Linked DNA regions of Homo sapiens: regions 2, 3, 4, 5, 6 and 7 are each linked to region 1. A link is a loop called in an ENCODE intact Hi-C map of the cell type or tissue named here. Cell type or tissue: mammary epithelial cell. All regions are shown on one strand. Region 1 holds the start of FIBCD1-AS1 (FIBCD1 antisense RNA 1). Region 2 overlaps EXOSC2 (exosome component 2). Region 3 overlaps ABL1 (ABL proto-oncogene 1, non-receptor tyrosine kinase). Region 4 overlaps ABL1 (ABL proto-oncogene 1, non-receptor tyrosine kinase). Region 5 has its middle 10 kb from the start of LAMC3. Region 6 overlaps LAMC3 (laminin subunit gamma 3). Region 7 has its middle 65 kb from the start of ABL1.

The links. Peaks named below come from ENCODE experiments on the same cell type or tissue, not always from the same donor. Only the 100,000 strongest peaks of a DNase experiment are listed, where the experiment ranks them.
Region 2: it touches region 1 in a loop (8-fold over the local background); 89 of 110 quality-filtered maps call a loop at or near these places.
Region 3: a loop joins it to region 1, with 9 times the contacts of the local background. A loop is called at or near these places in 84 of 110 quality-filtered maps.
Region 4: a loop joins it to region 1, with 6 times the contacts of the local background. A loop is called at or near these places in 52 of 110 quality-filtered maps.
Region 5: it touches region 1 in a loop (10-fold over the local background); 16 of 110 quality-filtered maps call a loop at or near these places.
Region 6: it touches region 1 in a loop (11-fold over the local background); 16 of 110 quality-filtered maps call a loop at or near these places.
Region 7: a loop joins it to region 1, with 7 times the contacts of the local background. A loop is called at or near these places in 48 of 110 quality-filtered maps.

Annotation. Positions count from the first base shown.
Region 1 is chr9:130,939,530-130,943,529 of GRCh38, reverse strand. FIBCD1-AS1 (FIBCD1 antisense RNA 1) reads right to left here and starts at 3,184. Exons shown (of 3, transcript XR_930398.3): 1 at 3,088-3,184. It also overlaps a transcript of FIBCD1 not described here. RefSeq lists silencers at 44-217, 2,134-2,428 and enhancers at 1,986-2,205, 3,651-4,000. In mammary epithelial cell, a CTCF peak has its summit at 2,275 (motif pointing right); a DNase peak (open chromatin) is centred at 2,289; H3K4me3 peaks cover 320 bases; H3K27me3 peaks cover 240 bases.
Region 2 is chr9:130,699,615-130,703,614 of GRCh38, reverse strand. EXOSC2 (exosome component 2) reads right to left here. Exons shown (of 9, transcript NM_014285.7): 6 at 2,680-2,748; 7 at 1,305-1,481; 8 at 434-562. Among named protein-coding and RNA genes, the nearest start is that of EXOSC2, 7.8 kb to the right of the region's middle. In mammary epithelial cell, a CTCF peak has its summit at 2,380 (motif pointing left); no DNase peak of the experiment used is centred here.
Region 3 is chr9:130,867,936-130,871,935 of GRCh38, reverse strand. The region is part of intron 4 of ABL1 (ABL proto-oncogene 1, non-receptor tyrosine kinase); the gene reads right to left. Among named protein-coding and RNA genes, the nearest start is that of QRFP, 27 kb to the left of the region's middle. RefSeq lists an enhancer at 844-1,043. In mammary epithelial cell, a CTCF peak has its summit at 1,764 (motif pointing left); no DNase peak of the experiment used is centred here.
Region 4 is chr9:130,883,966-130,887,965 of GRCh38, reverse strand. It overlaps ABL1 (ABL proto-oncogene 1, non-receptor tyrosine kinase), which reads right to left. Exons shown (of 11, transcript NM_005157.6): 11 at 291-3,997. The coding sequence ends at 2,283. Among named protein-coding and RNA genes, the nearest start is that of QRFP, 11 kb to the left of the region's middle. RefSeq lists an enhancer at 3,437-4,000. In mammary epithelial cell, a CTCF peak has its summit at 1,722 (motif pointing right); a DNase peak (open chromatin) is centred at 1,795; H3K27ac peaks cover 540 bases.
Region 5 is chr9:130,996,967-131,000,966 of GRCh38, reverse strand. No RefSeq gene overlaps it. Among named protein-coding and RNA genes, the nearest start is that of LAMC3, 10 kb to the left of the region's middle. RefSeq lists an enhancer at 2,366-2,415 and a silencer at 2,526-2,585. In mammary epithelial cell, a CTCF peak has its summit at 2,471 (motif pointing right); no DNase peak of the experiment used is centred here.
Region 6 is chr9:131,044,845-131,048,844 of GRCh38, reverse strand. LAMC3 (laminin subunit gamma 3) reads right to left here. Exons shown (of 28, transcript NM_006059.4): 8 at 3,185-3,321. Among named protein-coding and RNA genes, the nearest start is that of LAMC3, 38 kb to the right of the region's middle. In mammary epithelial cell, a CTCF peak has its summit at 1,926 (motif pointing right); no DNase peak of the experiment used is centred here.
Region 7 is chr9:130,768,729-130,772,728 of GRCh38, reverse strand. It overlaps a transcript of ABL1 not described here. Among named protein-coding and RNA genes, the nearest start is that of ABL1, 65 kb to the left of the region's middle. RefSeq lists an enhancer at 3,871-4,000. In mammary epithelial cell, a CTCF peak has its summit at 1,580 (motif pointing left); no DNase peak of the experiment used is centred here.

The DNA.
Region 1 (4,000 bases):
GTCAGAGTCAAGTTGAAACAGCTTTATGGCGAGAGCTGAGTACCCTTGGCAGTGCGGGGCAGAGGCTGAGTGGATGGGGACCAGAGGTCCCGACCTTCTGGCCAGCCAGTCCCCCAGGCCCCGAGAGACTGGCACATTGGCTATTCTGCCCACGTCCGCTAAGCCCTGCTGCATGCTGGCTCAGCACGCTCACCGGGTGGCTCAGGCCCAGCTCTGGCAGACGAAGAGGCACCGAGGTATTGAAGAAAGAGAGATAGTCTCTGGAAGTGCACACACTAGGGTTCAAATTCTGCCCCACCGGCCAGGCGCAGTGGCTCATGCCTATAATCCCAGCACTTTGGGAGGCTGAGGTGGGCAATTCATGAGGTCAAGAGATCGAGACCATCCTGGCCAACATGGTGAAACCCTGTCTCTACTAAAAATACAAAAATTAGCTGGGCGTAGTGGCGTGTGCCTGTAGTCCTAGCTACTTGGGCGGCTGAGGCAGGAGAATCGCTTGAACCCGAGAGGTTGCAGAGAGCCAGTGAGCCGAGATTGCGTCACTGCACTCCAGCCTGGCGACAGATCGAGACTCCGTGTTAAAAAAAAAAAAAAATTCTGCCCCACCAATGGCTGTGTGGTCTTGATTGAGTTACTTAACCTCTCTGAGCTTCTGTTGCCTCATCTAGAAAATGAGGCTATTAATAACACTTACAGGTCTTGGGTGAGGATTACTTGAAATAAGATGGTATTGTTAATGGTATTGCTGTATCCAGCACATGGAAATGTTTGGTAAATGGTAATTCCATATTGATTTTTTTTTTTTGAGACAGTCTCACTCTGTCGCCAAGGCTGGAGTGCAGTGGCACGATCTCGGCTCACTGCAACATCTGCCTCCCAGGTTCTAAGTGATTCTCCTGCCTCAGCCTCCGGAGTAGCTGGGATTACAGGAGTGCACCACCACACCTGCTAATTTTGTATTTTTAGTAGGGATGGGGTATCACCATGTTGGCCAAGCTGGTCTCGAACTCCTGATCTCAGATGATCTACCTGCCTCGGTCTCCCAAAGTGCTGGAGTTACAGGTGTGAGCCACTGTGCCTGGCCCCATATTGATCGTATCATCTTATTAATTACACAATTACCCAGGTCATGTAATTTACCTTTCTGAATCAGTTTCCTCATCCACAAAGTGGGGACAATAGTATTCACTTATTAGGGGGCTGGGAGGATATGAGGTGCCCAGCACAGCGCTGAGCGTGAGGGTGCTTCCAACAGGTGGCTGTTGGTCACGGCTGGCACCCTGAATGTTGTCCCCCTATGTCCCTTGCTGCTCTTCCTTGTCTCCCCATGGACTATTTTTCCACCCCTCCCATGTCGCCGTACTGCCTGCCCTGCACCCACTCCCTGCTAAGGGAGGGGTCCTGCATTAGGGCCCCAGCAGCCATGCCCCCACATTGGACCTGACCAAGGTCTGATGGGTTGGTACCTGACCAAGGACAGCTGTCTTTGGCCATCTGCCACTTATGATTGATATGCCTGGTTCAGTCCTAGATAGGAGTTGCCCATTGGTGGGGCCATCATATCCAGGTGGCCTTGGAAAGGCAAAGTAGGAACAGGCAGAATTGGTGAGCCAGAAAGAGGAAGGTGAGGGGATGCGCAGAGAGTGAACAAGTTACCAGGCAACCTCGAGTCTAATACCATGCAGCCTCCCGGTCCTGTGTTCTGGCACCCTGAGGTGCTGGCTCGTCCCTGACAAGGAATGCTCAGTCTTGGGCTGGCTGGAAAGCCCTGATTCTGTCCTGTCCCACCTGCTGAGCACAGCCCAGCTCGCCCCCAGTGCTCTGTGGTCATCAGCCTTGTCAAAGGGAAATCCGAGGGTGGAGGGCCTGTCTGCTCTGTGGGGTCGGCTGCCCTTTCTCTCGCACAGATCTTGGCTGTGGGTCAGCACTGGCTTCTGGGATCCACTTCCATTTTATTCCTCTCCACCAATTCGGAGGCTCCAGTGAATGGGGGCGGCCCTCCCTTCTTCCAGAACGATGTCCTAAGTGTGTCTGCTGAGTGCAGTGTGTAAAGCGCTGAGCAGACGCCTGCAGGCTCATGCCAGTCCTGCATCACGGCTGACCCTTCTCCTGGGGTGTTGAGCAGAGGCGTCAGCACAGAGGGGGTGACAGAGTGAGGCCCGCTCCCGAAGACACACACGTAAGGCACTCCCGCAGGCTGAACCTGTGGCTGAGCAGGTGAGATGATTCAACCTCCAACCTCCTCCAACACTCCCAGCAGGAGCCGCTAGGTGGCCCCCGCTCACCTGTCCAACCGCGCTTCTGCAGGCCCGGGAGGCGATCCTCCAGAGCGTCCTCCGGTCCTCCGGTTTGCACCTGCCCAGGTACGCCCGGGTCACTCCCCTAGCTCCGCCTTCCCTTCTGCGGCCCCGCCATTGGAAATGCCTTTCCTTCAGCACCCAGACTTCTGGATGCTGCCTTCATGGGCCTTGGGGGCGGGCTCACACCCCTCCATCCCAGGATGCCTCCCTGACTACTCTGAGCACATCTCCAAGACCTCCTCCGTTGGTCCTTAGCACCCCTCCCGTGGGTTCTCAGTTCAGCCCCCCACCCCCGCTCCACCCCCCAGGGTGATCTTTCATCTGTGCACAAATGCGTCTGGAGTTTACATCCTCTCGCCAAACTGTGGAGTCAGAGCCTTGCATTTCCGCCACCTGCCCGCTTTGTGCCTGTAACTGCACAAGGGCCTGCAAACCTCGCCACTCCCCACCAATAGGCAAGTCCTTGTTTACGAGGAAACTGAGGCTTGGGGATGACGTGGAATCTGCCCAAGGTCACAGCAGGAACATCTGAGCCTTGCCCTGCTCAGGTGCTGTGATGCACTGTGGCAGAGCCCTTCTGAAGCGTGTGCAGTCAACCCTTTGGCTTACATGGGGAAACTGAGGCTCGGAGAGGTATGTTGCTTGCCCTCAGCCACACAGCCAGGGCCCTGTGCCCTCCACCACATCCTTCTTCCCAAGTCTGAGGGCCCTCTAGATCACCTGCTGACCCTCTTAATTCATAGGAAAGGCCGAGGGGCCAGAAAGGGCCAGAGGCCAGAATTGGAACCTGGGTCTCCTGACTCCCAGCCATTGCTGTGGGATCCTCTCCAACTCCCGGGCAGCCTCAGTCCGGGAAGCCGGGATCGGGCCGTAGGTGAGGCCAGCGGTTGTCCTGGAAGGAAAAGGCGGCTGGGGACAAACAGCCGGTGGTTTGTGAACCCAGCGCCTGGCGGGTGGCAGTCTCCTCGGATGGCACCGGGCCACAGGGTCCCCCGCTCCGGGGTCCAGGGAGTGCCCCAGCCCAGGCTGGACGCGGCCCCCACCCCCAACCAGTCTGCCCCGCCAGTGCCGGACGCGTAGAGGGATCGGGAGAGGGACGAAGATGGGGCGACAGACTGGCAGCCAGTGGGGGAGAGACGGAGACGGTGCCAGGGAACAGCGCGGCGGCCAAGGCGCCCCGGGAGCCGGAAAACAGCTTTGGGGAGAAGCGGGGGCGGGGAACGGGGGTCTGTCTGGAGCTGGGGGAGCAGAAAAAGATGGGGACGCAGAAAGGGGCGGAGGAGGGGCGGCCGGCGGGCTCGGCGGGGCGGCGGGAGGGGAGCGCGGCGTCGGGCAGTGTGGGCGCCTCCCGGTCAGAAGCCACAATAGCAGCTCGTTCGCCGCGCAGATTAAGGACTTTGTCAATTACCTCCGAAGGCCGCTCCGGGCGGATTAAATGCTTTTAAAAGTGCTGCTGGTGGGAAGGGGCAACTAAGAAGCCCCCTCCTGGCACAAATCCCCTCCCGGCGGAGGAGAAGGCGGGGGCTGGGACCACGCGGGGCGCGCCGGGGAGCGCGGGCGATCGGCCGGGAGCGCGGCCGAGCGCGGAGCGGCTGGTACTCGCGACCACAGCGCCGGCGGCTGTGGCAGTGGTGGGGACCCCCATTTCGCCCACGGGCCGCCCGGGCAAGGGGGCGTCGTGTGGGCTTTCCGACCGCGGG
Region 2 (4,000 bases), 240 kb after region 1:
GCCGTTAACATAAACTTTCTGTATTCCTTTCATGTCTCAGAGACTAAGCGTTACAAGATATGATCTGCTAGAAGCAGCCTAATAAATCAGCAAGATGCTCTGGGATATAGTCGACAAGAACAAAGATATTATTCTGACATTCATCCAAAAGCTGGCTGAAATTTGGGAGAGGTAAGATGTAGTCCAGAGGTTGCTCTCATAAACTAGTCCCACCTGACACCTCCTGCCCCAAAATCCTTAGACTGACACTAGGCATTGAGAATATTGCAAGTTTCTTAGGGAAAGATCTACCAGACACTCATTAAGGCTGTTTCAGGCCAGTTCATACTGACGGATGTTGGGAAAGTATTGGGGAGATGTGCATATTGTCTCTGAACAAACAACAGAGCAGCTCACAGATCAGTGAAGAAGGGAGAGGCCCTGGGGAGAGTACCTGATGTGGAAGGGATGCTTCATAGCAGTACAGGATGCTGGTATCATACAGCATCATCCTCTGAGTTACCAGCGAGATGATGCAGTTCCGAAGCCGGGATATCACCTCTCGATCAGCAAGAGAGACAGGCTATAAGGAGACACAGAGAGGGGAAGGGAAATACAAACAGGACCAAAATACGTGACCAGCCACAGAAATTCACAAATAAATCATTTATGACTCAGACAGTATCACCCTGGAACTCCAAATCAACCAAACAGCTAATTCCAAGGGAGATTAAAAGGAATGGGGCAGGGTGCAGTGTCTCATGTCTGTAATCCCAGCACTTTGGGAGGCCGAGGCGGGTGGATCACAAGGTCAGGAATTCAAGACCAGCCTGACCAACATGGTGAAACCCCATCTCTACTAAAAATAGATAAATTAGCAGAGCATGGTGGGGCACACCTGTAATCCCAGCTACTCAGGAGGCTGAGGCAGGAGAATCACTTGAACCCAGGAGGTGGAGCTTGCAGTGAGCCGAGATGGCACCACTGCACTCCAGCCTGGGCGACAGAGCAAGACTCCGTCTCAAAACAAAACAAAACAAAACAAACAAACAAAAAAACAGAAAAAGAATGGCTTCTTCACTGGCTCTTCGGCTATTACCCTGCAACTTTGCCACCTCCACCAACAAACACCAAACCATTCACTGAATTCATCTCCTTAGAAGAGAAGATAATATGGGCTTCATGAACATACCGTGATGGAAAGTCAAAGTGACTCAGCCTACACCAGTAACATAGCTAAAAACAACCAACTTCACTGGCCACAAAAACACAGCAAAGACTGAGCCCCCTCCATCCCACTGAAAATGGCCACAGTGTTTGCTCACCTCCAGGTTTGCAATGAAGCCCCCTGCTTCCTCTTCTTTGTGCTCAGGTGTTGGGTAAATCCAGATGAAGCCGTTGTTACCGAGAATCACTGAGGCACCACATGGCAAATCATGAAAGTGGGTCTTCTGCCGTTTCACCAGGGAGGGGGAAACCTGGACCAAAACCCCCTGACCTAGCTAAAGAAATATATCACGAAGCTAGGTCACTGCAAGATTGGCGGGATGAATGAAAAGGAGACTACAGAATATACATCCTAAGTATATTCAAATTGGTGTCCTTCCTGTTTATAATTGCTGTCGCCTACATGCATACACATAGTACACATTTTTGCAGAGAACGCTTTGGGACTCAGAGGCTATTCATACATCCCAGCAGAAGGTGACCTTCAATACTCTTCTCTGTCATTTCCCTTTGCAGTCTTCCTTGCACTCTAAGCCAGAACTCATGTGCCAGACATTAGAGAAGCTGAAGCCAATGAGGAAGTGAGCTGGAGCCTCCTGCTGGCCCAGGAGCACTGCGTTGTTCCATGACCCTAGCTCATACCTGAACCCCAAACACTCATCTTGCCTGTGAGATGTGTGCCTCTGGGTAGGTAAGGAGATGGGTGGAGCTGGGTGCAAATCCATGTCTGGTCCTGGCAGGACAGCTCAAGTCCACGTCCTGCCAAGGAAGAGTCCGCAGGACCCAGGGTTGTGAAAGTCAGCATACTGCAGCAGTCCTCTGCCTACTCCATGTACATCAACGTGGCTGTCTGCAGCCACTCCATTAAGGGAAGAGGTTTTTGTTCCACTCAGAAAATAAAAACGTTCACCCAGATAAAGCTAAGAGACTAGTAAATCCTAATTTGTTTTAGGAAGTATGCTCTCCTTAAAATAGTAAATAGCTTCAATAATGCAACCTCGTACAAGAAAAGCAGTGAAATTCCATTTAGAGGCTCAGATGACAGAGCAAGCTTTGCCAGCAATAACATCCACTGGACTGATTGGACGTTTGTCTAAGGGCTGTTTAACCAGACCCAGCCTGCCTTTGTTCCCAGGACAGCCTCAGCCCCAGTGCTGAGCTGCAGCGCCCCCTGGAGGAAGAGAGACAGCTGCACCTCCCAGCCCACAGTTGGAGGGGCTCTTCTGGTGAAAGTCAGTCTCCTTGGAGAAAAAGGATAAAACTTGTTCTTTACAAGGCTACTGACCCATGACCCTGTGAACCCTGACCGTCCTGATGTTACGTTTAAGGAACACGATCAGTTTGTGGGATGCCAGCCTCTATTAATGCTTAGCTACTGGGGTTCTTTAGGCCAGAATTCCAGAGAGCTATGGGGATTCAAAAATAGCCTTGTAGTCTCAGTCAGCAAACAGGAACATCAAGAGCCCGACTTACTTTTCCATATTTCAGGCTCCTCGTGTGCAAAGAGACAGCTCCGTCAGAGAACACTGCCTGGACCTCAGCCTGGCCAGGGTGATGAAGGAACAAACAGCAGCCTTGGCCACACACTGTCCTGTCCTCTGCAGCCTCTCCCCTTGACCCCACACCTCCATCTTTTCCTCCCCTCTCCAATGGTCCAGGCTCAACAATCTTTGACCCAGAGCACATCACTGTGACCTTACCTCTCCCCTTGGTTGTCATGAATATCTTTTTTTTAAAAATACAGACAGAAGGCCAGGTGCGGTGGCTCACACCTGTAATCCCAGCACTTTGGGAGGCTGAGGCAGGTCGATCACCTGAGGTCAGGAGTTCTAGACCAGCCTGACCAACATGGAGAAACCCCGTCTCTACTAAAAGTACAAAATTAGTCGGGCATAGTGGCGCATGCCTGTAATCCCAGCTACTCAGGAGGCTGAGGCAGGAGAATCGCTTGAACCCGGGAGGCAGAGGTTGCAGTGAGCCGAGATCCCACCATTGCACTCCAGCCTGGGCAACAAGAGTGAAACTCCGTCTCAAAAAAATAAATAAATAAATAAATAAATAAATAAATAAATAAATAAAATAAAGACAGAGGCCAGGCATGGTGGCTCATGCCCGTAATCCCAGCACTTTGGGAGGCCGAGGTGGGCAGATCACCTGAGGTCAGGAGTTTGAGACCAGCCTGGCCAATATGGTGAAACCTGTCTCTACTAAAAATACAAAAATTAGCCAGGCATGACGCACGCCGGTAATCCTAGCTATTTGGGAGGCTAAGGCAGAATTGCTTGAATCCAAGAGGCGGACGTTGCAGTGAGCCGAGATCGCGCCACTGCACTCCAGTCTGGGCAACAGAGCAAGACTCCGTCATTAAAAAAAAAGAAAAATTTAAAAAATAACATAAAATAGAGACAGAGTCTTGTTCTGTCACCCAAGCTGGAATGCAGTGGTGTGATCATAGCTTACTGTAGCCTTGAGCTCCTGGGCTCAAGCAACCCTCTGGCCCCAGCCTCCTGAGTAGCTAGGACTACAGGCATGTGCCACCACGCCCGGCTAATTCTTTTTTAATTTTTTTGTAGAGAGGGGGGTCTTGCTATGTTGCCCAGGCTGGTCTTGAACTCTTAGGCTCAAGCAGTCCTCCCTCCTTGGCCTTCCAAAGCGCTGGGATTACAGGCATGAGTCACCACACTCGGCCTGTCATTAATATCTTGACGTGAACAACACCTTCTCCACTCCCTGCGCTAAAAGTTAACACCATTAACAAAAGCCTAGTCTAAAGCACAGGCCACCGTAAGTTACA
Region 3 (4,000 bases), 72 kb after region 1:
TGGGGCCAAACTTTTCAATTCTCCCCCAGGCAACAGGGCAAAGCTGGCTTGCATGTGCCGACAACCTGCTTCTGGTGCCTGCTAGGCAGGCCACATGTGCTTCCCCACCTCTTGGAGCTCGTGGGGGTGTGGGAGAGCTATACGGGCAAACACCACAAACGTGACACACTTTCCCCAGGGAACCTGGTTTCCAAGGGGTGCTAACACACTCAGCCTAAAAAACATCACCTGAAGAATCTGAAATGTACCTGATTTAAGGGAAGAGACCCTCATGACAAGAAAGAGGTATTGCATCACAAAGAAGAACGATGTCTCAAAGTACAGTAGCAACAGAGGATGCTGAACTATTCTGGCACGTGGTCGTGGGCTCTTAATGAAGCAGTCATCACTGTCTGTCAGGTCAATTACTCACAGTCTAAAATAATCCTCACCAGCAGCTCCCCTACCAACAAATTCATAAGGATCATCAGTACATGTCACATTTTAACAAGTCCATGGTATCTAAATGCCAAGGGGGAGAAAAAGATAGGAGCATGGGCCCGGGACAGACAGGCCGTGACTTCTACAGGTCCTCTCATCTTTTCAGTCTGGGGTCAAGTCTGAAGTGCCGTGGCACTGAGCCCTGGGGAGAGCCCCATGACACAGAGCCTTGACCTTGGCCTACATCACTAAGCCTCTTTTTGACTTAAAAAATGCTACTGTCTACTGAACTGACTATCAGAACAAGAAGCAGGTGGGTGTTAAATGATATGGTCTGTTTGCTGCGAAAACCTGGCTACAAAGGCCAAAGGAGGAAGCGAGATGCCTCCAAGTTTCAACAGAGTTTGGAGAGAAAAGACTGCAGGGGAACAGAGAGTGAATGGCTTAAAAATTAGGCTCCCCAAAGAGGAAGGCTTGATCAACTTTCTATTAAACGTAGAACCTTGTATGTTCCGGCCCGTTTGGGAGACACCGTGTCCTGATGGTCCTGCTTGCTATGGCTGCCCCAGTTCCCCACCCTGCTGTGGGGGAGGCTTCCAGAGGACGGGCCAACCTTTACTTACAGCCTTCTTGCTTTGGCCAATCCTGTTTACAAGTGAAGCGTGACCAATGAGGCTATGTGTCAGCCCATTATCTCTTAGCTCAGGGCTCCGTGAGGCTGAAACTTGGAAACAATTTATCGCTCTTTAAAAATGGTGAGCTGCTCTTAATGTCAATTAAACCTCATTGGTAGTCACCATGCCAAGCTGTCCGAGGGGGAAAGAGCTCACCTCTGTCACCACCCCATTGGCCGTTTAATTCTTCTGAGCCCTCTCTGCTCCTTAATGTGCTCAGCAGACCATGCTGTTTTTTGGCATGGAGTGCTCTGATTTACCAGGGTGACATGCTAATGTCAAAGGCTGGACAGTGAACGCCTGCCAGTATCCGGGGATTCAATGCTGCTCACGTATAGGACTGGGGCTTTAAGAATCTTGCTTGATCAACAATATGGTTAAAAAGTAGCTCTCAAAGGAAGCTTTCGAAGCAAGTGGGGTTTTTCTGTTTTGAAGACTACATAATAAACCACATACAATGAAATCATTTCATAAATATCATTTGCTTTTATAGCTACTGACCCTCTTCTAAAAGACCCATGTAATAATCTTGAGAGGTATGTACATGCAAAAGGAACATGGCTCTCAAAGGCAGCCCTCTTCTCATCTGTCTCTCTTACATACACACAAACACACAAGGGAGGAAAGTACAAATAATTCCTTTTCTTATAGAAAAATCAATGTGAATTTGTCTCCCCCTGCTGGAATCAGACCTTGTCCAATTTATAATTTTAACTATTAACAACAGCTGGCCGAGTGTGGTGGCTCATGCCTGTAATCCCAACACTTTGGGAGGCCAAGGTGGATCACCTGAGTTCCGGAACAACCTGGTCAACATGGTGAAACCCCATCTCTACTAAAAATACAAAAATTAGCCAGGCGTGGTAGCGCATGCCTGTAGTTCCAGCTACTCAGGAGGCTGAGGCAGGAGAATCACTTGAATTCGGGAGCAGGAGGTTGCAGTGAGCCAAGATCGCACCACTGCACTTCAGCCTGGGCGACAGAGTGAGACTTCATCTCAAAATAGAAAACCAAAACAACAACAACAAAACAGCCTACGTTTGTAGTTGTGTTAAACTGGAAATATCCCTGACGCAATTCTGTGACATTCCTTTACTTTCATTAAAAAAATTCCTATCATTTTGCTGAAGAAAATTCTCTTTATATAGTAAAATAAAGCTAACTCAGATGAATGAGGTGAAGGAAACACTTTGAGTGAAAGCTATGAATTTTCAGCCTGGTCTCTTCTGTGCTTGTTAGGGAGGGAGATGGGTCAACTGGCCTCTTTGCACGGACTGACGAGGCTGGCCCAGATGCAGATGAACATTCTGGGCGGTACGGCGGAGCGGTTAAGAGAATGACTTGTGGATTATACTGACCTAGCTCTGCTGCTGTGTGACCATGGTAAGTTACTCACCTTCTCTGAGCCTGTTTTCTCATCTGCACAACAGAAAGAATGTCAGTATCTCCCTTGTGCACAGAGTGCCAAGAGCAGTTCCTGGCATGAGGCCAGCACTCACTCAGCGGTGCTTGCTTTTATTACTATTAAGGCAGTTTATCTCTATTCCTGAGTAGACCGAACAGATAGCTTGTAGAAAACAAAGGCTGGTTCTTTAATGAATACTAGGGTTGTTTGTCTTCTCACAGATACATTCTCCCAGACTCAACATCTCACAGGTATTTTCTTTTTTTTTTTGAGACGGAGTCTTGCTCTGTCGCCCAGGCTAGAGTGCAGTGGCGCGATCTCGGCTCACTGCAAGCTCCGCCTCCCAGGTTCACACCATTCTCCTGCCTCAGCCTCCCGAGTAGCTGGGACTACAGGCACCTGCCACCACGCCCAGCTAATTTTCTGTATTATTAGTAGAGACGGGGTTTCACCATGTCAACCAGGATGGTCTTGATCTCCTGACCTTGTGATCTGCCCTCCTCGGCCTCCCAGAGTGCTGGGATTACAGGCATGAACCACTGCACCCGGCCCTCATAGGTATTTTCTAATCAGTTTCCTCCTTTTTGCTCACCCCCAAGCACAGGTATTCTACAGCATGAAAAAGAACACTGTTTTTAAAAATGGCTTGGCCTCTCTGGGGGGCCGAGACAGGCAGATAACTTGAGGCCAGGAGTTCGAGACCAGCCTGGCCACATGGTGAAACCGTGTCTCTACTAAAAATGCAAAAATTAGCCGGGCGTGGTGGCAGGAGTCTGTAATGCCAGCTACTCAGGAGGCTGAGGCAGAAGAATTGCTTGAACCTGGGAGGCCGTTGCAGTGAACTGAGATCATGCCACTGCACTCCAGCCTGAACTACTGGGCAAAACTCTGTCTGAAAAAAAAAAAAAAAAAAAAAGAAAAAGAAAAAAGAAATGGCTTGGCCTTCCAGCAGTTTCTGTGTAGCAGGCTTTCAATGTCTCGCTCTCAGCAGGGACCCCCTCCCTGAGCAGGGCCATTATCTACAGATAGATCAGTTTCCACATCTGTTTCTGGTTAACCAAATGCTAGGTGAGAGAGGTTACAGGCACAGTGAAACACCACAGGGATTATCCTTATTTCCAATATTCCTTCACCCATCAGATGAATCAGGATCAACACAGCTAAATACACTGAAGAGACTGCTGGGTGTGGTGGCTCACGCCTGTAATCCCAGCACTTTGGGAGGCCGAGGAGGGCAGATCATGAAGTCAGGAGATCGAGACCATCCTGGCTAACATGGTGAAACCCTGTCTCTACTAAAAATACAAAAAATTAGCCGGCGTGGTCGCAGGCACCTGTAGTCCCAGCTACTCGGGAGGCTGAGGCAGGAGAATTGCTTGAACCCGGGAGGTGGAGCTTGCGGTGAGCCGAGATCACGCCACTGTACTCCAGCCTGGGTGACAGAGTGAGACTCTGTCTCAAAAAAACAAAAACAAAAACAAAAAGCAAAAAAAAAAAAACC
Region 4 (4,000 bases), 56 kb after region 1:
GCACAGCCCACTCCCAGTGATGCCGGTGGGGCCAGGCTGCCAGCAGGTAAGCGCCAAGGGTACAGAAAGGGTCCGAGCATAGCAGGGCAAGTGCCTGAAAGATGGCTGTGGGCACCCAGGCCGCAGAGGCCCTGGGCAGCTGGGGGCAACCTGCCACCGTTCTGCTCTGTAAGACCTGATGCCGGGCCCCAGCCCCGTCGGGAAACCAGAACCCACTACATCCCGGCCCCGCCACCGCACAGGCTCAGAACAACAGGGCAGGATCACAGGCCGAAGCAATCTGCCAAGAATTCTAATGTAAACACTGATTTATTTAAAAAATACTACAGAGGACAGATTTGGATTCAAAAAAAACCACAGAGAATCATATACAGAAACAAAATGCACTGGACCCCGAGAAGCAGAGGGGGAGCCACCACAGGCCCCCGAGGGGGCAGGGCAGGACGCTATGCACACGCCACTTAGAAAAGAGCGTCTATAAAAGATGCATACCAAGAGATACGTGTAAAATATAGTGGCACATCACGTTAACAAAAGGAAGGGACCAGTACCTCATGGAGACAGGCAGTCGGGGGACCTGGGTGGGCGCTTTGCTCTGTCTTCAAGGCCGCTGTCGGTGACTAGTGCCTCCCTCCGGCTGCGTCACAGCCGTCGGGGGCAAAGAGGTGATGTGCTGTAAGAACCGCATAAAACGATCCAGAGGAAACCATTTCTATCAGAAAAATAAAGTACAAGTTTAGGTGATGAGCGTAAAGCTAGGGCCTGTGCGAGGCTGCTGGCACGAGGCGGTATGAAGGGGTGGGAAGGTGGCTTCTCCCGGCGTGAAGCCTCAGGGGCGGCCACCTGCCCACTGCTCTCGGAGTTAGCTGCTCTGTCAAGGTCCAGGAGACCCCGGGTCCCTGCCCAGAGTCACAGCCCCCGTATCTGGGCTCCGGCCTGGGGCAGCCTCGGGGAGAAGATGGCAGGCGTGCTCTGTGAAATACGTGAGGCTTTCAGGGGCTCCGTTTGTGGTTTTCCTAACCCTCCCTGATGACCCCCACAGAACATGAGGCTATGTCACTCACGGTAATTAAATAAGACATTCGCCCAGTTCAAGAGTGCAGCCAGGACCAGGACTGGCCAGGCCCTTTCCTCCCACCTGTGCGCAGGTGCCCAGTGGCAGCTCTATTCTCTCTCAGGGCGGCTACACAGAGGCAGGGCTTTGAAATGCTTCAAGAACTCAGAAAAGTGAAGGCTGTCTTGTTCCAAAGGAAAGGGCCTTGTAAGAATCTACTTTGTCTTAGAGGAGTGGGGGAGGGGAAGGGCCCTTTCAGGGCACCCAGATGTGTGAAAGGACGGTTCACTCTGGGCCCTTGCAGACCTGCCTGGGCCCAGTCTGGGGCTATTTGGCACCAGCTGTTCACCCCACTAGCCACTGCCTCCCTTGTCCCCTGCCTCCATTCTGCTGGGGGAGGGATGTCGGCAGTGACAGTGACCTGCCACCCTTGAGACTCAAGCTTTCTTGCCAGGATTCACAGTGCACGTCACAAGAGAGCAAGAGCTGGGCTCTGGGGATGTGGACAGATGGAAAGGACATGCCCCATGCCTCGATCCTTTTCAGCTCCCACCTGCCCAGGACCCAAAGGCTGGTTGGCTTTAGCACCCTGTTTTCCACCCAAATCAAGAGCTGTCCTGCACGTGAGGAAATGGCGAGTGCACCCCACCCCGGGCAGCAGCAGAGGGCAGAGTGACCAGCCGTGTGCATGCCCGTGCATGCCCTTCCCGAAATGCGGTTCTTGAAACATGTCTTCAGCACACGACGGGCAAGGCCAGGGAGTGCAGGCAGAGGGCCTGACACACAAGGCCTCAGTTCAGGCTTCCATTCTTGGAGAAGTGGAAGAAGGAGGCCCAGCCGGGGGAGGAGGGGCTCCAGAGAGAAAAAAATGAAAAAGACAGTCCACATCAGCCGTTCCCACCTGGCCTGGAGAGCTCAGTCTGGGGCACTAGGTGGGAGCGGGGCTGGCGGGTCCTGGCATGCCGACTGCAGTCCACGGAGCAGGAACTCCACAGATAAAATTCGAGGACAGAGACGGAGCGGGGAGGAGGAAGGTGCGGGAGGGCAGGCGGTGCAAACGTAGGTAGTAGAGCTGGACTCCACAGGGCCCTCAGCTCTGCCTGGCGCAGAGCTCCTGGGCCAAGGTGCTGACTCACTAGTCCCTTGTCAGCCACTGTCACGGGTATGGGCGAGCCCGCATGTGCTGCAGGCAGCTCCGACGGGCCTGACACCTGACCCCTGACTGCTGCTACCTCTGCACTATGTCACTGATTTCCTTCACCGAACTGAGGAGCTTGCTGAAGTCCTGAGTGGCCGCTGGACCACTGCCTGCTGTCGCCGGGCAGATCTGAAGCTCCCGGAGATTATTCTCCAGTTTGTTGATGGCCTCTCGGAAGGCAAACTTGTTCCTCATTTGCTGGATGGAATCCACATAGCTCACGCAGAACGTGTAGAGGTTTTTGCCGGCCTCCAGCACTGCGCTGTGGCTGGCCATCTGCTCGGAGTTCCTAGAGATGGCGAGGCACAGCGCCTCGGTGCTGTCCAGGACCACGCCCTTGGTGATGGCGCCGCTGGCGATCCGCTCTGGAGGCTGGCGGGTTTTCCGAAGAGACACTCGGGTTGATATGAGAGGGATGAAGGCGGTGGAAGACGGCTGGTCCCCTGCCAGGGCCGAGGATGCTGATGGCAACGTGGAGGGAACGGGGGCTGGGCTGATGGGGGTCCCCGACGGCTTGGCGGACTGTGGCTTTGGAGTGGCCGGGAGCACGGGCTTTTTGAGGCCCTCTCCCGGCTGGCTGGGCTTGGCAGCGTCACTGTTCACAGCATCAACCAGACTCGTGGCTTTTGTCTTTGCGCCCAGGACTGCCTCCCCGGCCGCCTCCTGGCTCGGGCTCTGCGAGGGCTTTCCTCCAGCCTTCCCTGCAGAGGCTGCTGGTGGGGGCGGCGGGGCAGGTTTGAGCCTGGACAATTTCCCCTTGTCCCTCCCTGGCGACTCAGAGGAGTGCTTGTGCCTCCTCACTCTGGACTCCTCGGCGGGGCCCTTGCTGGTGCCCCCTGGTGCACCTGAGCCTGCTTTGCTGGTGGGGGTCACTGGCTCAGCTGCAGCAGGGGTCCCTAAGGCACTGCCCTTTCCAGCTTCTTCCTTGTGGGGGAGGCCCGAGGCAGGGGCCACGGTGACCTGCCGCCGGAGGGGTTTTGGAGTCAGGTTGGGCGGGCTGGAGCCCGGGCTGGACTCCATGATGTCTTTGAAGACCTCATCAGCAGCTTCCTCATTCTTTTTCACCAGCCTGGGGGGAGGCGTTACTGTGCCTCGGGTCACCTGGTCAGACCTGTTCTCCCCTGCCCTCTTCCGAGGCAGAGCCGGCTTCTCACTTTTGTGCCCTCCAAATGTGGACGAGTCAAACTGTCTTCCCGTGGACTGCAAGTCCCGAGGCAGCGTGACTGACCTCCACTCCGTGTCCTTGGCCCCATGGGGAACGCAGGAGGCGGAGCAAGAGCGCAGGAAGCGCTTGCTGGAGCTGCCACCGCCCTCCTCCTCGCCGGTGGCTAGGCGGCTGCTGGTCAGCGTGCTGGACTTCTTCCACAGGTGGGGAGACCGGAAGCCTGAGCCCCCGGACTCCCGGAGGGCTCCATTGGGGACCCCAGCCCCATTGCTGGGCTTTGGGGACTTGGCTGGGTCAGCTGTGTCCAAGGGGGTGAAAGCCAGTGCCCCGTTGCTGATGTCTCGGCCCTCTTCCTCGCCGGCCCCTCTGCGCTCCGGCTGGCCGTCCATCTCCCGGAAGGAGCTGCTGCGTTTGGGAGGGGTTGGGGCTGTCTTCTTCTTCTTCTTGATCAAGGCGCTGAACAAGTTGGTCTTTTTGTCTTTGGGGAGAAGGCGCTCATCTTCATTCAGGCCGCCCTCCGGGGGACCTCGCTCTTTTCGAGGGAGCAATGGAGACACGGCAGGCTCATGGTCCAGAGGATCTG
Region 5 (4,000 bases), 57 kb before region 1:
CTAATTCTCAATCAAGGACTCTGCCTGGATTAATTAATTGGTCATCTTCTCAATTCAATCTGTGCGACACAGAAGCCATTGGCCACATGGTGTTCAGGAACAGACCTGGGTTCAGATTCTATCTCCACCTCCTGTGTGGCTGTGGAGGGTAGTGAAGCCTTGGTCTCCCCTCCTTCTTGGATGCCTCCCTGATATGCCAAGCTTGCCACCCTAAGAGCTACTCTTCCCGGCTGCCTTTGCTGCTAGGGCCCTGTATGTAGAATAGGTCCTGCCAGGCCGGGTGCGGCGGCTCATGCCTGTAATCCCAGCACTTTGGGAGGTTGAGGCGGGCAGATCACCTGAGGTCAGGAGTTCAAGACCAGCCTGACCAACATGGACAAACCGTGTCTCTACTAAAAATACAAAATTAGCCAGGCGTGGTGGCACGTGGCTGTAATCCCAGCTACTCATGAGGCTGAGGCAGGAGAATCACATGAACCCGGGGGCCAGATGTTGCGGTAAGCCGAGCTGAGATCGCGCCATTGCACTCCAGCCTGGGCAACAACAGTGAAACTCCGTCTAAATAATAATAATAATAATAATAGGTCCTGCCAGCCGGGTATTTTCACTTGAGATTTAGAAGATGGAAGTGGGCAGAGGCCATCTTCTGCCCTTCTGGTGGATTTTTCTGGTGCAAGTGAGGTCACAGAGAAGGGAGGTTTTCAGCCTGACCTGCTTCCCATTCTCCAGTCCTGCGTGTGCTGAGAGGTCTCTGTGTGGTGGCGGTAGCAGGAGCAGTGCTTCCTGACTCTTATTTCCAGCCCCTGGATTGCAGGCACAGCTGTGAGTTTTCAGAGCCAACAGCGGTGGCAGCCTCAGAGGTGGTGGCAGCTTCCCTGGTGGGTCAGTTCTGCGGTGTCCCAGGTATCAGCCCCTCCAGTCCTCCCAACCATTTCCTGAGCACTTAGTGACCTGTGTTCAATCCTTCCTGTTGGATATACACAAGCACATGGCAAGTGCTTGGCTCAGAGCTCAGCATGGAGTAAGTGCTCCATAAATTGTTATTGCTATAATTCCCACAAGATCCTGCTCTCTATGAGCCCATGGTCTGGTTAGAGAGGAAAAGCGTTCATTAAAAAATAGTCTGATTGGCCAGAAGTGGTAGCTTATGCCTGTAATCTCAACACTTTGGGAAGCCGAGGCTGGTGGACTGCTTGAGCCCAGGAGTTCAAGACCAGCCTGGGCAACATAGTGGAATCCTATCTCTACAAAAAATACAAAAATTAGCCAGGCATGGTGGTGCACACCTGTAGTCCTAGCTACTGAGGAGGCTGAGGTGGGAAGATCACTTGAGCCTGGAAGGTAGAGGCTCCAGTGAGCTGTGGTCATGCCACTGCACTCCAGCCTGAGCAACAGAGTGAGATTCTGTCTCAAAAAAAAAAAAAAAAAAAAGAAGAAGAAGAAAAAGAAAAGAAAAGAAGGAAGGAAGGAAAGAAAGACAGAGAGAAAGAGAAAGAAGAAAAGAAGAAGGAGGAGAAGGAGAGGGAGGGAAGAAGAAAGAAAGGAAAGAAAGAAAAGAAAAAGAAAGAAAGGAAAGGAAGGAAGGAAAAGAATGAAAGAAAGAAAGTCTTTTTTCTAACTAAAGAAAAGAAGGGAACAGCCAGATGACATTCCAAGGCTCGTTTGAACCTGTTTTATAAGACTGAGTTGTGGTCATTTGTCCCTCGGCAAACGTACTGTTACCCACTGTTGAACTTCTCCTGTCTTGGGCTCACAGTCAGTGAGGCAGAGGCGTGATATGCATAGGTCTGGACGCTGCAACGAGACACATGCAACAAGACAGTGCCTGGAACGGGTGCAAGGAGGGTGGGGTGGCTCGTTCTGCCTGGAACTGGAGGATGCTTCCCAGAAGAAGCAGCATTTAGGCTGAGCTGTAAAGGATGAGTAGAGGAAAGGGCGTCCCAGGCAGGAGCACGCGCAAAGGCCCAGAGGCGTGCACAAGCAGGGGAGGTCGGCATGTGTTTGCAGTGTTGGGTAGGGAGCTGGTCCTGTGGGGTGAGGCTGGAGCAGGGCACAGAGGCCAGAGGATGTGGGCCTCTCGGCAGTGGCAGTTTGTCCTGCGAGGGTCTGCAGGGGCTGGAGGTTGTGAGCCCCTGGGGGACAAGGACCACGTGTGTCCCGGCCTGGTGTCCCCGTGGCCTGCACTGAGCGGTGTTCAGGAGCATTTCTGGAATGAATGAGACCCCCGCGGCCGGCAAAGACGGATCCTTTAGGGGCTGGGCTAGAGATGAGGGCTCCTTCAAGAGGCATCAACTGGGTGCTCACTGACCTCGCCCAGCCCTGGCAGCAGCCCTTGAAGGGACCGTCCTGCCTGGGCTGGTGATCTCATTTGCGGAGGTCTCCCAGCAACCTCGTGCCTTCTGCCTTCCCAGCTTCTCCTCCCAGCTCTCACCGTCCAGCTGCTCAAGTTCACCCGGGACCAACCACCAGGTGGCGATGTTGGCCACAATACGGGGACGGGCCCCTCTCTGGCCCCTGGTGGCCTAGGACACCCCGGGCCATTGCTGCACAGGGCAGGGGAGCTGACCAGCGCCGTGGAGGGGGGCGCGGAGCTCCATCGGACAAAGCTCCTTCCCGAGGCTGCTTTCTGGGTGAGTGGCACAAGCACGTCTCAGGCCCCGAGAGCAAGAGGCTCTGCCGTCTGACCCCCGCTAGCCCTTCCCCAGCCGCTCGGGGCCCCAGCGCTGAGTGTGGAGCAGCCAGGTTTATGGGGAGCCCAAAGGGGGAAGGAGGGGCTCAGAGTGGGGGTGACTCCCAGGAACACACAGCGGGAGTGGGCAGACCCAGGGCCAGAGCCAGGTCTCCCTCCATCCCACTGCTGAGGACAAACTCCCCGGGCCCCCATCCTGAGGCCCCTCAGCCTCCATGGGGCGGCCGGTGGGCACTGGCCTCTCAGACTGACCGCTGTGTTCAGACAGCGTGAGTAGAAGGGATGGCACTGTGGGTGGGGTGGCTAAACATCCCCTGCTTCCCTGTGGCCTGGGATCCGATAAGATGGGCCTATAAAGATGGTTGGATCCAGGGCACAGGCTGTACAAATGGGGAAACTGAGGCCCAGGGAAGAGAAGCAGTTTGTTGGGGACACATTCAAGGCAGGATGTGACCGGGTCTCTCCTATCCCTGTGGTCAGCTCCTCCTAGGATAGGGTTCGGGGAGGGTCTACAGAATTCAGGAAGCAAAGTATCCTCCCCGGGCATCGGGGTGTCTGTGCACCCACAAAAAAGTCTCAGAATAACCCCCCAAATCTGGGCAACAAGGGGACAATAAACACCTGCACTGCCGGAAAGGGCTGGGAAGGAGCCAGGAGAACTGAGGAAGCCAGTCTTTGGGTGAGGGCTGCCAGCTCTCCATCAGGGGAAGGTTCTGAGTGGCACCTTCTGGTAGGGCCCCACACCCTGGCAAGACATCTGACCCCTGAAGCCGGGGGTCCCCTCTTTACACACATGACCAGAAACCCACAGAAGCCACAGGCTGCATGGCCTCAGTTTCCCTGCAGCCTGGAGCTTTGGGGCCCCTCTCCAGATCCCCAACCTCCAACCCCTCTCCCTGACACCTGGTGGCAGCCCCTGCATCCCTCCCCCAAGTGGAGCCCTGCTGCCACCTAAGTACCTCCCACCATGTCATTTGAGGTCCCCTGCTGGTACTAGTTCCTAGGGTCCGTAAGTGGCACCTGTGTCACACTGGCCTTGACCCACTGGTGGGTGTGCCTGGACAGGCGGCTTTGGTCCTGTGCCCTACCCCAGGATCACCTGTGTCTGGGATTGCTCTGGGAGCAGGGACCCCTGAATATTTCCTTCAGGGGTTCAGGGAGCTGTCCTTAGCACCGGCAGAGAGAGCTGATTCGGGAAGGAGAGGAGTGGCGTTGGAGAGGGTCTCCGGAGGGGAAGTGGGAAGGGTACAACTGAAGAAGCAACTGCAAGTGCCAAGCGGGGAGGTGGGAGGCGAGTGAGAGGAGCAAGGC
Region 6 (4,000 bases), 110 kb before region 1:
TCAGTGGGGTTTTGAGCTCAGCATGAAGACAGCCTGAAGACCCCCACATGGGGGCCCTGGGACATCAGGGCCATCTCTAATAGTACCAGACTTGACCTCATCTTCAGGTTCTCAGAGAACTTTCTCACCTGTGACCTCATGAACCCTGTCCTTCCAGTGGCCCATGTCATTAACAGCACCTCAGGCAAGGAGGCCACCTGGTTAGGAAGGGGCCCAGCCACGACGGGAGCCCAGGCCTTCTGGTCCCCAGTGCCAGTTCAGTGCCTCCTCCCTCTGGCCACAGCAGTTAACACGGAGCACAGCCCAGCACACAGCGAGTGACCTTAAGGAGGTGCCTCTCCAGGGGGTAGCGGGCAATGAGGCAGAGGCCAAATACCTGGGGCAGCCAAGGGGTAAGAAGGAAGGAACGGAGTGGGGAAAGAGGTCAGAGAAAGGAAGATGTCAACATGAAGAGAAGTTTGCAGACAGGCATTTAGAAGGAACTAGAAGGCCAGGCACAGTGGCTCATGCCTGTAATCCCAGCACTCTGAGAGGCCGAGGTGGGTGGATCATCTGAGGTCAGAAGTTCGAGACCAGCCTGGCCAACATGGCGAAACCCCATCTCTGCTAAAAATACAGAAATTAGCCAGGCATGGTAGCAGCTGCCTATAATCTGAGCTACTCAGGAGGCTGAGGCAGGAGAATCGCCTGAACCCGAGAGGCGGAGGTTGCAGCGAGCTGAGATTGTGCCACTGCACTCCAGCCTGGGTGACAGAGCAAGACTCTGACTCAAAAAAAAAAAAAAAAAAAAAAAAAAATCAGCTGGGTGTGGTGGCTCACACCTATAATCCTAGCGCTCTGGGAGGCCGAGGCAGATGGATCATGAGGTCAAGAGATCAAGACCATCCTGGTCAACATGGCAAACCCCGTCTCTGCTAAAAAAATAAAATAAAAATAAATAAAAATAATAAAAATTTAAAAACTACTTGTTTTCTTTTTTTTTGAGACAGAGTCTCACCCTGTCACTCAGGCTGGAGTGCAGTGGCGCGATCTCGGCTCACTGCAACCTCTGCCTCCCAGGTTCAAGCGATTCTCCTGCCTCAGCCTCCCGAGTAGCTGGGATTACAGGAGCTGGCCACCACGCCTGGCTAATTTTTGTATTTTTAGCAGAGACGGGGTTTCGTCATGTTGGCCAGGCTGGTCTCGAACTCTTGACCTCAGGTGATCCGCTCCCCCCACCCCCACCCCGGCCTCCCAGAGTGCTGGGATTACAGGCGTGAGCCACTGCGCCCAGCCACAGTTTCCATTTCTAAGACAGCAAATATCCATACAAACCACCCACATAAACAAAAGCACTTTGGGGTTCTCAATAATTTTCAAGAGCATAAAGGGATCCAGAGGCCGGGTGCGGTGGCTCACACCTGTAATCCCAGCACTCTGGGAGGCTGAGGAGGGTGGATCAGTTGAGGTCAGGAGTTCAAGACCAGCCTGACCAACATGGTGAAACCCCCGACCTGTACTAAAAATACAAAAATAAGCTGGGCGTGGTGGTGGGTGCCTGCAGTCCCAGCTACACAGGAGGCTGAGGCAGGAAAATCACTTGAACCTGGGAGGCGGAGGTTGCAGAGAGCTGAGATCACGCCATTGCACTCCAGCCTGGGCAACACAGTGAGACTCCGTCTTAAAAAAAAAAAAAAAAAGAGGAATTCAGAGACCAAAAAGTTTTGAGAACTCCTGCGCAAGGGCAACTGTGAGACAAAATGAGATGACACCCCTGAAGGGCCGGCCACACCCAGTGCCTGGCCCAATGTGAGAACAGATCATGACACTGTTCTTAGGGTCTAGAAAATGAGTCCTGCCCAACGCTGACACCCTAGACCCCCGGACCCAGGACCCAGACACGCGGCGCCGGTCCGCGCATCTCTCGGTCCTGCTTTCTGCGCGGCTTCCAGCAGAGGGCGCGCGGCCCTCATGTCTGGGGCCGCCCCAGCGTCGGCCCTGAGGTTCTTCTGTTTCAGCTGATGCCTCGCTCCTTCCTGGGGACAGGCGGAAGGTGCGGGGCGCTCCGTGGGACATCGCTGGGGCCCACGCAGCCTCTGGTTTAATGCAGAGCTCCGAGCTCTGCTGCTTTCCTCTTTAAATATGCGGCTGTGCCACCTGGAGTCAGGGACCACGGTATAGGCCACCACAGCGGTTAAGGGCAAAACAGCTGGGCGCGGACACTCATAATCCCAGCACTTTGGGAAGCCGAGGTGGGCGGGATTGCCTGAGCTCAGGAGTTCTAGACCAGCCTGGGCAACATGGTAAGACCCCGTCTGTACAAAAAAAAAAAAAAAAAAAAAAAAAATACAAAAATTAGCTCGGCATGGTGGTGCACGCCTGTAGTCCCAGCATTTTGGGAGGCGGAGGTGGGCAGACTACTTGAGCCCAGGAGATTGAGACCAGCCTGGGTCTAAAGACATGGCAAAACCCTGTCTTTAGAAAAAAATATAAAAATTAGCCGGGCACGGTGGTGCACACCTGTGGTCCTAGCTACTCAGGAGGCTGAGGTGGGAGGATCACGTGAGCCCAGGGAGGTGGTGGCTGCAGTGAGCTGTGCTGTGCAATCTTGCACCACTGCACTTCAGCCTTGGTGACTCAGCAAGACCCTGTGTCCAAAAAAAAAAAAAAAAAAAAAAAAAAAAAGGAGCAAAACTCAGGAGCTGACAAATGCAGTGCTCACAACTGTTATGTGGCCTCAGGCAAGTGGCCTACCTTTTGTAGGTCTCAGTTACTTCATCATTGAAAGGGGAATGAGAATCCTTGCATGTTAGGTGCTCAGCACAGTGCCTGGCAAACAGCAGGTGCTCAATAAGTGGAGGCCAGGAGACTGAGCCTGAATCCCCAGTGTTTAGACACACCAAGGGAGGCCAGTCTCAACGGGGTGAGTGGGAAATTCCCCTACAGGATCCAAAAAGCGTCACGTACCCGGCCCCCAACCCCACCACGGGTATAAAGAGAAGAGTCAGGGACTGGGGAGGGAGCTGGGGGTCGCAGGTGGGCACTGGGGAGCCATCATCTCACCCCCGACCCCACCTAGGCTGTGCAGGCCTGTGGCTCCTCTCCACAATGGGAGATCCACTAATGCAAGATCTCCCCAGGGCAGGATCACCTGCCTAGGCTGGGAGCAGACCCTTGGGAGGCGTTTGCAGGGAGCATCTCTTACCCTGGTGGAAATCGCTGAGGATGTGATGCACCTGGAACTGGGCAGTGGACGCGCACACCTTGGAGTGGCCATAGCAGAAACAGCTGCTGCAGCCAGCTGGATTGTGGGGCTGCAGGTTAAAGGTCCCCGGGCGACATCTGAAATGGAGGCAGGACATGCCCACGAGGGCCACGTGAATCAGCCAGGAAGGGGCGGGGCCAGGGTATCCCAGCTGGACCAATGAGAGTCTAGAATCACTGCAGAAACTTAAAAACAATTTTTTTTCAGAATTCTAGAAGAGTAGTAAGAACATTACAGATTGTTCCCATACCTGCTTCAGACAGCCTCCCCTGATGCTGACATCTGACATTACCACAGTACATTTGTCAAAACTAAGTTAACTAAACTCCAGACTTTATTAGGTTTTGTTTTTTTGTTGTTGTTGTTTTTTTTTTTTTTTGAGACAGAGTCTTGTTCTGTGGCCCAGGCTGGAGTGCAATGGTGCAATCTTGGCTCACTGCAGCCTCCGCCTCCCGGGTTCAAGTGATTCTCCTGCCTCAGCCTCCCGGGTAGCTGGGATTGCAGGCGCCTGCCACCACACCCGGCTAATTTTTGTATTTTTAGTAGAAACGGGATTTCACCATGTTGGCAGGTTGACCTCGAACTCCTGACCTCAGGGGATCCGCCCGCCTCAGCCTCCCAAAGTACTGGGATTTCAGGCTTGAGCCACCGCGCCCAGCGACTTTAATAGGATTTCTCCACTTTTTCCTCTAATGTCTGGTTTCTGCTGCAGGATCCCATCCAGGACACGGTGTTGCATTTAGTGGTATCCTTGTT
Region 7 (4,000 bases), 170 kb after region 1:
TTCCCATGCCCTTGCTCAGGACATTCACTCTGGCCAGATTCTGTGTCTCCTGCCTGTACACTTTCCTCTTTTCAACAGATTTGGGGTGTGGTGAAATTCCACCTCAGTACCCCAGGCCTCTTCATATGCCCAGATCCCGTCTCCTCCTCTTCTCCCACCAAAAACCACTCCCATCTTTTTCCCTGACCAGTCACCCTAGTGAGGAGATGTCTCTTTCCTCTCAACCGCTATAATTCTTCACATGTCTATTACTAACGTCAACCCAGTAAGGTCTAGCATTTGAATCCAGTGTCTCAGTGTTTCATCTTCTCTATTCAATTCCTGAAAATCATGACCATCTGTGAGTCTACAGTAGCACAAGCTCAATGCCTTGTACTCATGTGGACAAACAGTAAATACTTGGCAAGGGAATTGATAAGCATATGAAGGATGAAAATCCTTCAGGGAGAGTGTATGTTTGGGAGATATCTCTCTACCAAAGATGCAGGTGAGCTGACCAGACCAGTGTTCCGATGTAAATGACTGAAATCCAGCCAGTCACAACTGCTTAGAAGTATCCATTTCAAATCTAAAAGGCAGGGAAATACTGTGCTTCAAGAGAATCACAACTGAAATGTTAACATTATTCTCCCTAAGGCAGTTACCAGGAAGCATTTTTTAAAAACACCAACTTTTGGCTGGGCGCAGTGGCTCATGCCTGTAATCCCAGCACTTTGGGAGGCCAAGGCTGGCGGCTCACCTGAGGCCAGGAGTTTGAGACCAGCCTGGTCAACATGGCGAAACCCCATCTCTACTGAAAATACAAAACTTAGCTGGGCGTGGTGGCACGTGCCTGTAGCCCCAGCTACTCAGGAGGCTGAGGTGGGAGGATTGCTTGAGCCCAGGAGGAGGAGGTTGCAGTGAGCCAAGATTCTGCCACTGCACTCCAGCCTGGGCGACAGAGTAAGACTCTGTCTCAAAAAAAAAAAAAAAAAAAGAAAGAAAGAAAGAAAGAAAAAGTCATTTGACCAAGGAAACTATACTGCAGCTTCTCTTAGGCTGGGTACTGCTGCTATCCCAGTATGACTTAAGAACACATTAGGTTAAAAATAAATAAATAAATAAAAACATCAGCTTTTGAAGGATAAATACCTATGATACTTTCCTTACAGATGTATTTTTTCTTTTCCTGTCAAGCACATAAACTTCTGAGTGAAGATATTTGGAACACTTAAAAAGTATAACATCAGTTAATGTACATGAATATGTCATAATGCCTAAGAAAGAACAAATGTTCCTGTATTTTGGCATCTGTATAAGTTATCAAGCTAATAAAATGACAGGACCCTACTTCCCTAAAAAAAACTTAAAGCACAAATGTAGAATATAAACTGGCACTCTACTTAGAAGGCTGAGGTGGGAAGATCACTTGAGGCCAAGAGTTCAAGACCAGCCTGGGCAACATAGTGAGGCCCCATCTCTACATACATACATACATACATACATACACACACACACATACATACATACATACAGCTGCCCCTATCAACTCCATGCCTAATACTCAATGCTGGCCTACAATTTTCAGTTTGGCTTTTGAAGGGAGCACCACCATGTGGTGAATGTTTTTAGTACACTTTTAATACAGATCCCAATAGGATGTTATATACATGTAAAAAGGAAGAAACCAATTATCCAGGCCCAATACAATGTAAAATAAACAGATATAGACACATTTTATAACATTACTTTTATACTGACCAAATTTTAGAGTTCAACTATTAAGAGTTGAGATATTATCTGTTCCTTCAGGAGGATTCAGATTATGAACCTCCTTTCATGTTAGTAAGTGAGACCCAGAGTCGGTAATTCACCCAAGGGACTAGGTTAAGGGGTAGGCTGGGAATGTGATAGTACCGGGTCTACAACCCTGGTCTCCTGCCTATTTATATTGTCCCACATCTCTTCTCTTTTATGTGAAATACAGATTATTTGGAAACTTAAATTTTTATTTATTTAACAAGCAGATATATAGCATTTACTATGTGCTGTAACTGTTCTAAGCACTTTTAAATATTTGAAAGCAATATTTAGAACAGTGCCTGCACACAGTAAGCACTATATGTGCCAAGTAATTAAAAGTTTGAAACCTCCAAAACCTCCAAATAATTTGCATTTCGTGCCGCTCCTTTCCTATGGAGACTCTGAAGAAGACTGTATTGTCAATCTTTTAAACATTTTTGGAGACAAGTGCTTATGCTGTGGCCCAGGCTGGAGTGCAGTGGTGCAGTCATAGCTCACTATCACCTCAAACTCCTGGGCTCAGGTGATCCTCCTGCCTCAGCCTCTTGAGTAGCTGGGACTACAGGTGTGCACCACCACACCCGGCTAATTTTTCAATTTTTTGTAGAGATGGGGTCTTGCTACATTGCCCAAGCTGGTCTTGAACTCCCGGCTTCAAGTGATCCTCCCGCCTTGGCCTCTCAAAGCATTGGGATTACTGGCATGAGCCACCATACCCAGTCTTATAAATCTTAATAATCTTCTAGGGTTTAAAAAAAAAAGAGAGAGAGAGAGACAGAGAGAGAGACAACTGGTAGAAATAAAGACAACAAAGCCAGAGTTCTGTGCTCTAGGACCCTGGAGCACTGTCCTTCAGCTGGTGAATGGATAAACAAACTGTGGTACATCTATGCAAGAGAATACTACTCAGAGACACAAAAGGAGGAAATGTGGATAACATGCAACAACGTGGTTGACTCCTCACCCATTATATTGAATGAAAGAAGCCAGATTCAAAGGCTTCAGACTGTACTATTCCATTGATATGACATTCTGGAAAAGGCAAAACTACAGGGACAAAAAAACAGATCAGGGTTGCCAGCAGCTGGGAGAAGAGAGAAAGGATGACTACAAAAGGGCCGCACAAGGGAATTCTAGGGGGTGATAGAACTGTTCTGTATCTCAAAAGGGGTGGCAATTTCACAAGTGTATGTATTTGTCAAAGTCCATAGAACTGTATAATAAAGAAGGGGAATATTATGATATGTAAATTATACCTCAATAAACCTGACTAAAAAATAATACAATACAATACAATAAAAGACTAGGGGCCGGGGACGGTGGCTCACACCTGTAATCCCAGCACCTTGGGAGGCCAAGGTGGGTAGATCACCTGAGGTCAGGAGTTTGAGACCAGCCTGGCCAACACGGTGAAACCCCATTTGTACTTAAAATATATATATACAAAATTAGCCAGTCATGGTGGTGCACACCTGTAATCCCAGCTACCTGGCAGGCTGAGGCAGGAGAATCGCTTGAACCCGGGAGGTGGAGGCTGTAGTAAGCCAAGATAGCACCATTGCACTCCAGCCTGGACAAGAGCGAAACTCCAACTCAAAAAAAAAAAAAAAAAAAAAAGACTAGGGCCATAGTTTGGCTCTCCAAATTAAAGCTAAAGAAGTTGCATTCCATAAAAGTTAAACAACAACTGATTAAACTGTTTTCCTCTATAACCGACCTACTCTAGTTAGACCTTTGGCCCTTACTAACTTTATAACTACCTTTTATAATAGTTACAAGTTATTGATCTAACTATACAACAAGCACTATTCTGTTTCTTTAGGTTTACTGCTTAATTTTCTGTGCCAATGACAGATGTATGTGAAATAAAGAGTGAAAAATTCCCCCTCACGTCCCCAGGCCATACCCACCCCGATCCATTCCACTCTCAAAAGATAACCACTATCGACAGACCTTTCTCAACATATTTACAGACCCGATTTTTCTCTGTAGTATAAATGGGATTATATTACCCTTGCTTTTCCATTGAACACATTGAACACATCAATCCACATAAAACTACCTCTAGCTCTTTAACAGCCACAGAGTGTTGTACAGAATGACAGCCACAATTATGTAGCTGTTCCCAATGAACAAATATTTAAGTTACTTCCAATTGTCTCTAGTTAGGTTTCTCATAGGGGTTTTAATTTAATTCTCACAAAGACCCTATAGAGTG